Linked DNA regions of Homo sapiens: region 1 is linked to region 2. A link is an interaction called in ENCODE POLR2A ChIA-PET data of the cell type or tissue named here. Cell type or tissue: HCT116. All regions are shown on one strand. Links, peaks and the distances in the headings refer to the core of each region. The heading gives the core; the rest is flanking DNA. Region 1 overlaps COL26A1 (collagen type XXVI alpha 1 chain). Region 2 overlaps NAT16 (N-acetyltransferase 16 (putative)).

The links. ChIA-PET counts read pairs that join two places held together with the same protein. Peaks named below come from ENCODE experiments on the same cell type or tissue, not always from the same donor. Only the 100,000 strongest peaks of a DNase experiment are listed, where the experiment ranks them.
Region 1: POLR2A ChIA-PET joins it to region 2 with 5 read pairs; 3 of 35 experiments call an interaction of 5 or more read pairs at or near these places.

Annotation. Positions count from the first base shown.
Region 1 is chr7:101,442,851-101,447,229 of GRCh38, reverse strand. All of the region lies in intron 2 of COL26A1 (collagen type XXVI alpha 1 chain), which reads right to left. Among named protein-coding and RNA genes, the nearest start is that of COL26A1, 82 kb to the right of the region's middle. In HCT116, for the core only: no CTCF peak of the experiment used is centred there; no DNase peak of the experiment used is centred there.
Region 2 is chr7:101,171,341-101,175,719 of GRCh38, reverse strand. It overlaps NAT16 (N-acetyltransferase 16 (putative)), which reads left to right. Exons shown (of 4, transcript NM_198571.3): 2 at 909-1,224; 3 at 2,200-2,424; 4 at 3,069-4,379. The coding sequence starts at 913. The coding sequence ends at 3,641. Among named protein-coding and RNA genes, the nearest start is that of NAT16, 6.8 kb to the left of the region's middle. RefSeq lists enhancers at 1,466-1,525, 1,169-1,674, 2,325-2,938, 2,939-3,552, 3,553-4,167 and a silencer at 1,974-2,186. In HCT116, for the core only: no CTCF peak of the experiment used is centred there; DNase peaks (open chromatin) are centred at 1,619 and 2,091; H3K4me3 peaks cover 1,797 bases; H3K27ac peaks cover 1,885 bases.

The DNA.
Region 1 (4,379 bases), core at 133-4,132, 270 kb before region 2:
GTCTGAACCTCCCCAAATTGCTCCTGGAGATAACATCGCCATTATAAAACCTAAGATCAGTGCTTGAGATATTTCGCAGACCCTGTCCTCGATGGATCAGCTGATACCACCCAGACCTGTAATCTGGCTTGAGCAGTGCTATGATCCCATCCAGAAACAGAAGACAGCAAGAAAACCTCACTTCGACCCCCTACGATTCCATCTCCAACCTGACCAGTCACCACTCCCCAACTTCCGAGCCTCTACCCACCAAATTGTCTTTAAAAACTCCATCCTGAATGCTCAGGAGACTGATTTGAGTGATAAAAACCTCCAGTCTCCCATACAGCCGGCTCTGTGTAAATTACTCTTTCTCTCTCTCTCTCTTTTTTTTTTTTTTAGTTGAGACAGAGTCTCACTCTGTTGCCCAGGCTGTAGTGCAGTGGCGCGATCTGGGCTCACTGCAACCTCTGCCTCCCAGGTTCAAGCGATTCTCCTGCCTCAGCCTCCGGAGTAGCTGAGATTATAGGTGTGTGCCACCAGGCCCAGCTAATTTTTGTATTTTTGGTAGAGACAGGGTTTCACCATGTTTGTGAGGCTGCTCTCGAACTCCTGGCCTCAAGTGATCCACCCACCTCAGCCTTCCAAAGTGCTGCGATTACAGGAGCAAGCCATGGCACCCGGCCATCTTTCTCTATTGCAATTCCCCTGTCTTGATAAATCAGCTGTGTCTAAGCAGCAGGCAAGGTGAACCCCTTGGGCAGTGACAGCTGTGTGACCCTGCACAAGTCGCCATCCCTCTCTGTATCAGCTGTGATCTAAACGTGGATGGAACTGGAGGCTGTTATCTTACATGAACCACCCAGGCACAGAAAGACAAATACCATATGTTCTCTAAGAGGGAGGTAAACAATGTGTACACAATGGAGACATGGAAAGGGATGGGTAGGTAATGAATGCAATGTATGTGATAGGGTTTGGATATTTGTCCAAACTCCAGATCTCAGGTTGAAATGTAATTCCCAGCATTAGGTGAAGCCTGGTAGGAGGTGATTAGATCAGGGGACAGACCTCTCATGAATGGTCTAGCACCATCCCCTTGGTGATAAGTGGGTTCTGGCTCTCAGTTCACGTGACATCTGGTTATTTAAAATGGTGTGGCGCCTCCCCCATCACTGTCTTTTTTTTTTTTTTTTTTTTTTTTGAGACGGAGTCTTGCTCTGTCATCAGGCTGGAATTCAGTGGCGCGATCTCGGCTCACTGCAACCTCCGCCTCCCAGATTCAAGCGATTCTCCTGCCTCAGCCTCCCAAGTAGCTGGGATTACAGGCACATGCCACCACTCTCAGCTAATTTTTGTACTTTTAGTAGAGACAGGGTTTCACCTTGTTGGCCAGGATGCTCTTGATCTCCTGACCTCGTGATCCGCCCACCTCGGCCTCCCAAAGCGCTGCGATTACAGACATGGGCCACCGCGCCTGGTGCCCCCTCACTCTCTTTTTTTTTTTTTTTTTTTTTTTGAGACGGAGTCTCGCTCTGTCGCCCAGGCTGGAGTGCAGTGGCGGGATCTCGGCTCACTGCAAGCTCCGCCTCCCGGGTTCACGCCATTCTCCTGCCTCAGCCTCCCAAGCAGCTGGGACTACAGGCGCCCGCCACCACGCCCGGCCAATTTTTTTGTATTTTTAGCAGAGACGGGGTTTCACCGTTTTAGCCGGGATGGTCTCGATCTCCTGACCTCGTGATCCGCCCGCCTCGGCCTCCCAAAGTGCTGGGATTACAGGCGTGAGCCACCGCGCCCGGCCCCCTCACTCTCTTAATCCCAATTTGCCTTCAGCCGTGAATGAAAGTTTCCAGAGACCTCCCCAGAAGCCAAGGAGATGCCGGCACCATGCTTGTAAACCTGCAGAACTGTGAGCCAAATTAAACTTTTCTTTATAAATTACCCAGTCTCCGGTATTTCTTTATAGCAACACAAGAACAGTCTAATACAGTACATTATGTGGGTGATGGATTTCCTAAGAGCCCTGACTTCACCACTGTGCAATATATCGGTTGCACTTGTAACCCATAAATTTAAACAAACAAAAAATAATAGTAAACATAAAGTACCTGGCCAGGCATGGTGGCTCACGCCTGTAATCCCAGCACTTTGGGAGGCCGAGGTGGGTGAATCATCTGAGGTCAGGAGTTCGAGACCAGCCTGGCCAACATGGTGAAACCCTGTCTCTACTAAAAATACAAAAATTAGCCAGGCATGATGGCAGGCACCTGTAGTCCCAGCTACTCAGGAGGCTGAGGCAGAATAGCTTGAACCTGGGAGGTGGAGGTTGCAGTGAGCCGAGATCATGCCACTGCACTCCAGCCTGTGTGAAAGAGTGAGACTCCATCTCAAAAAAAATAAACAAACAAAATAAAATAAAATAAAAAATAAAGTCCCCTCTAGCTCTGCCATTGTACAACTCTCCAAGTGTGGCCACCTGTGAGGGGAAAGTGTCCTGAACACTGAACACTGACCAAGATGATAAAGAAAGAAAAGGGGCCAGGCACGGTGGCTCACGCGTGTAATTCCAGCACTTTGGGAGGCCGAGGTGGGCGGATCACCTGAGGTCGGGAGTTCAAGACCAGCCTGCCCAACATGGAGAAACCCCATCTCTACTAAAAATACAAAAATTAGCTGGGTGTGGTGGCGCATGCCTGCAATCCCAGCTACTCGGGAGGTTGACGCAGGAGAATCATTTGAACCCAGGAGGCGGAGTTGCGGTGAGTGGAGATCACGCCACTGCACTCCAGACTGGGCAACAAGAGTGAAACTCTGTCTCAAAAAAAAAAAAAAAGAAGAAAGGAAGGAAGGAAAGGAAGGAAGAAAGAAATTAGCAGGACCTGCAAAATTTTCAACTATCATCTACTCTGACCTTTTTCCCAATTATAATTTCTTTTGGTTGATTCACCAACAATAAACCCAAAGTGGGTTTATTGAACACCCACTTTGTGCTATATTGCGGTCATAGATTTATAAAACTGTGTCATCATCCTGAGAAGAGCGAGACACTTCAATGAAGAAAACTTGGCATACACGGCCAGGAGTAGGGGTTACACCTGTAGTCCTAGCACTTTGGGAGGCCGAGGCAGGAGGATTGCTTGAAGTCAGAAGTTCGAGACCAGCCTGGGCAATATACCAAGATGCTGTCTCTACAAAAAATAAAAATAAAAAAATTAGCCCGGCATAGTTGTGCACACCTGTAGTCCCAGCTACTTGGGAGGCTGAGGTGGGAGGGTCACTGGAGCCCAGGAGTTTTGAGGCTACAGTGAGCATGATCGAACCACTGCACTTAGCCTGGGCAACAGAGCAAGACCCTGTCTCTGAAAAAAAAAAAAAAAAGAAAAGAAAAAGGAAAAGAAAAAACTTGGAATACAGTAGTGGGACTCTTGCAGGAATTAAAAAAAAAAATTCTTGCAAAATGCTGTGAATCCCATCGTAAAGTTTCACACTCCCACAGTTTCGAAATTTTTCTTACACATAAGTTGGATGCTTTTTTGTCACACTCCAAGAATCGCGAATATAAAATGCATGACCAAATTTCATAAGGGAGACACATTCAGCTTTTATTATTCACTTTACGTGCATTGTCATAACTGCTGCTTGATCAAGTTTGCACAATGTCCCCCTGAAGACAAAACTACATAACTTCACAAAATTTAAATCTGCTGACATCGAGCAACTTAATCGGTGAATGAAACAATCATGAATTAATTGGTAGCAGCAGGCGCGACGTTTGGAGACGCACTGTTGACAGGAAAACACACGAGTGGAGAACTGGATTTCAGAAGTACAGCTCTGAATCTGAAAAATCCTGTTACGCTCATTTCTTTTTTAAAAAAGCAAAAACCTGCACTCGTGTTTCATAAACATTCCAGCAAACCAGTTTCCCCCTGGAGATCTGGGGGTAGCGTGGTTGTGTGCAGCTGGGACAGGAGGTAGGAGATGACCAGGAGAGGTGCCCACAGCTGTGAGCTGGAGAGCAAAGCCCCCAGCTTTTGGGAGCAACTGGGCAATCCAGTGCAGGATGGGGGGTTGGAAAGAGGTGGCAGAGCCTTAGTTCCAAGGTCACCCCTCCTTACAGCAAGTGACTCTGGTATGCGATGATGAGTACAAATACACGATTTTCACAATAAACACACACTCACATACATGCACACACATTCACATACCCATGTGAGGACACACGTGCCCTCACACACTCTCACACCTTCACACGCTTGCACAAACTTACTTGCAAGCTCTCACAAACTAACACATACGCACACCCTCACACAGTCACACACTCATTTGCTCTCTCACACTCGTGTGCACACTCGTGCTTGCACACTCGCACAAACACACTCGTGCACACTTCCACACAC
Region 2 (4,379 bases), core at 62-4,061:
CATGACTCAACCAGTCCACCTGCCTTGGCCTCCCAAAGTGCTGGGAGTACAGGCATGAGTTTCCGTGTCCAGCCTTCTTCTTCTTTTTTTTTTTTAAAACTACCCCCAAGTGCCTTTTTTCTTTTGCCTGGGTCCCTGGATCTGGGGCTGGTCTATGGGGATCTCACAGGGTTCTAAGTTTCTGACTGTTAGGGAGCATCCCATAAGAGTGGGGTGGGTAGAGCTGAGATTTCTGAAAGCTGGTGGGAAGAGGGAGGGAGCTGGGAGACCTCCACTCCCAGGGTCTGTGTGGACAGCAGAAAAGAAAGGGTGTGGGCCAGGTAGAGTGGCTCACACCTGTAATCCCAGCACTTTGGGAGTCCAAGGTAGGAGGATCTCGAACCCAGGAGTTCGAGACCAGCCTGGGCAAAGTAGTGAGATCCCTATCTGTATTAAAAAAAAAATAAGAAGAAGAAATGAAGAAAGGGGCCAATGTGGTGGCTCACACCTGTAATCCCAGCACTTTGGGAAGCTGAGGTAGGAGGATCGCCTGAAGTCAGGAATTCAAGATCAGCCTGGACAACATGGTGAAGCTCCGTCTCTACTAAAAATACAAAAATTAGCCAGGCATGGTGGCACGTACCTGTAGTCCCAGCAACTCAGGAGGTGAAGGCAGGAGAATAGTTTGAAGCGGGGAGGCAGAGGTTGCAGCGAGCCGAGATCGCGCCACTGCACTCCAGCCTGGGCGGCAGAACGAGACTCCGTCTCAAAAAATAAATAAATAAATAAGTAAATAAGTAAATAAATAAAAGAAAAGAAAAAGAAAGGCTATTTGTGTAGGAAGGGGCATTAGGACCGTTTGTGTGCAGGGGCCCAGATGTGGAAACAAAGGGGCTGATCCAGGTGCTGAATTCTCTTTTTTTCTGCAGGGTCATGAAGCTGGAAGCCAGCTGTGGCACAGCCACCTCAGAGGTCCCTAAGCCGGAAAAGAAGACTGCCCGAGATGCAGAGCCAAGCTCTGAAACCCGGCCACAGGAGGTGGAGGCCGAGCCCAGGTCGGGATCGGGGCCTGAGGCTGAGGCCGAGCCATTGGACTTCGTGGTGGCCACGGAACGGGAGTTTGAGGAAGTGCTGGCCATCTCGGGGGGCATCTACGGCGGCCTGGACTACCTTCCTAGCCGCTACCACAGCTGGCTCCGGGACCCCGACCGCACGGTGGTGCTGGCCAAGCGCAACGGAGGCGTGGTGAGCCCGGGGGCACGGCCCAGGTGACATGGGGTGAAGCCACCTGCGGGTGCGTGGATCTTAGGAAGAGGAGGATGAGAGCTTCTCCCCAGCCTTCCTCTGGAGGCTGCGGAAATAGAGCCTGCTTTGGGACCAAAGTGCAGGGCGTGCAGTGCGGATCCAGGGGCTATGTCAGTGAGGGTGGGGTGGAGGACTCCTAAAGCAGAGGAACCAGAGGGACAGGTGAGCGTTTGAAAGTTCGAGGATCCACCGGAGGAATTTCTGGGGGTAAAAGCAAAGGAGGTGGGGAGCAGGAGAGAGAGGGTAGGCTAGGGGTGGGAGCAGGAAGAGCTTAGATTTGGGCTGGGGGAGGAGCTAAGAGGAAGTGGGGCGTGGCAAACTCCCGGGGGAGGAGCCAAGGAAGGGGCGTGGTGAGCGGTCCGGAACTTGACACACTCGGAGCTGGAGCATCTCAAGAGGTGGAAGGGGCCGGGCGCGTCGGCTAACTCCTGTAACCCCAGCTCTTTGGGAGGCCGAGGCAGGAGGATCACTTGAGGCTAGGAGTTCCAGACCAGCCTGGGCAACATGCGAGACCCCTGTCTCCAAAAAATAAAAATAAATAAAAAGCCGAGAGTAGGGGTGCGTGCCTGTTGTCCCAGCTACTAGGAAGTCTTGGGGGTGTAGGGGATCGCTTGAGCCCAGGAGTTTGAGGCTGCAGTGAGCTGTGATAGCACCACTGCGCTCCAGCCTGGGTGAGGAGACCCTGTCCTAAATTTAAAATAAATAAAAATAAAAAGGTGGACGAAGCCCCGGCGAATGACTGTTCTGCCGGCTCTGTAATCTGAGGCCCAAGTGCCGTGCTACCCCAGGCCTGGCCTGGTGCCCGGGTGGTGACGCGGAGTGCTCAGCGTGTGGGAAGAGGAGAGCCCAGTGAACCGACAGCCCTGGCAGGGGCGCAGGCGGGGAGGGCCCCGCGCTAACGGCCTCGGTCCGCAGATCGCGCTGGAGTCGGTGAACGTGATCGACGCCGGGGAGACGGTGCTGGTGGAGGGGCTGCGCGTGGCGCCCTGGGAGCGCGGGAAGGGCGTGGCCGGGCTGCTGCAGCGCTTCTGCTCGCAGCTGGTCAAGAGACAGCACCCGGGGGTCAAGGTGGCACGGCTCACCCGGGACGACCAGCTGGGCCCCCGGGAGCTGAAGAAATACCGCCTAATCACCAAGCAGGTGAGAAGGACAGGGAGCTCGGATGGCTGGGCCTCTCTGCTGGGGCATATGGGGAGACCCTCCCCACCCCCAGCAGAACACGGGCTTGCTCTCTCTCTGGGCTTTACCGAGTGGCGCGGCCCATGAGCCTTGCCCTGGGACTCCCAGTCCTTACCAGACCCTTTGACCCAGGGGAAGTCAAACTCCCGACTCCCAGCCTGAAACCCTAGTCCTTACTTCCCAACTTCGGGGACCCTGCCTCCCCTAGGATCCTGCCTCTGTTCAGGGCCCCAAGCCATCTCCTCTGAGCCTTTGTCCTCCCTCTGCTCCTCCCAATCCTACTGACTGATCGGCCTCCCTGGCTTTCACGTCCCTGGAGACCCGGGGACCCGTACCCTCAGTTCCCTGGCTACTCCATACTGATCCCACCTCTTCTTGGGGATCCACGTACTGGGAGCCCGTGCCCCTGGTCCCTGTCTGGTACCCTTGAAACCCAGGCTTTCCCATACCCCACTCGGCCCGGAGCCCTCACGGTCGCTCCTCCAGAGGGACCCAGGTGGGAGCCCGTGGGCGTGAACGTGGGAGTGAAGATGCCTGCCGAGAGGCGCCGGGCTCGCCAGCCCTGCTGCGCCCCCCCTCCCCGCGCTCACTCGTGCCCCCCGCAGGGCATCCTTTTGGTCCGATTCAACGCGTCCGCGCTGCTGGCCGGGCTGGGCGCGCGGCTGGCGGCGCTGCGGACCTCTGGCACCTTCTCGCCGCTGCCCACCGAGGCCGTGTCCGAGGCAGGCGGCGACGTGGCACGCCTCCTGCTGTCACCCTCCGTGCAGCGCGACGTGCTTCCAGGCGGGACCATCATCCAGGACTGGCAGCCCTACCGGCCTAGCGAAAGCAACCTGCGCCTGCTGGCGGCCAAGGGCCTGGAGTGGCGCGTGGACAGCCGCGCGCGCCCGCGCGTGCTCACGCTGTGCACGCGCCCCTTCCCCATCCCGCACGGAGGGGACGGCACTTGGCGCTATCTCAACATCGACGCCTTCGGTAGCGACGGCGCGCAGGTGCAGAGCCAGCTGCTGTGGCACCTGCAGCGCCAGGCCCCGCGCCTCGTTGGCCTCAACGTCATGTGCCAGCTCTTCCTGGAGCCCCAGCTGTGGTCACAGCTGGCTGACTTCTGCCAGGTCGGGCTGGGACTGGAGCTGGTGAAGGGTTATACTGAACAGTACCTGCTGGAGGCCGACATCTGAGGCCTCTCCTCTGGCGGGGAGGGGGAAAAAGACCCGCCCCCTTCCGCAGTTTCCCCAGCCAGCCTCTTTCCTGCCATTTCCGACGCTGCGTCTCCTGGGAAGTCCCCTCTGACTCCTGCCCTCCTGCCCTTACCGGCGCAGGTCCCCCCACTCTGTCCCTTTTGCCCTTACTATCTTGCCTCTAGCTCCCCCAAACACCATTGCCCACTCCCTGACCTGAACTTGCGGACTATTAGGTGGGGGCTGGGGGTGGGGGCCTTGAGCTGCTGTTATCCACCCTCTGTTTTTCCAAAGAACTGGTCCCCGCACAGGCTTCAGAGTCCTTCCTTCCCTCTCCATCACCTCACCCGGGGCGTGAACTCCCCCTTTCCTGGCTTCTCCCTTCTGCCCCCTCGTGGGTGGAAGAACTCAGGAGTGTGTGGGATGCCCAGCCTCGTTCCCGAGCGCAGCCGCCCAATCCGCGTTTCTTTTCTTCCTTCTGCCCTTTCTAAAGCCCTAAAAACTGGTCCTGCATTGCCCTCCACACCCCAATCCCCTCCCCCTGCTCAAGCTTCTGGTGCCAGAGATCAGTGCCCTCTCCCCACTTCTCTCTAGCCCCTCATCCTCATCCTCGCTGGATCTCTACGACGCTTAACACCGCAGTGCCCATTTTTCTGTCCCTGTTTTCCTTCCCATCACCAGCCCAGTGTGCAATCCAGAGAGAGAGAGAGTGATACTGTAAAATGAAATGTATTTAGA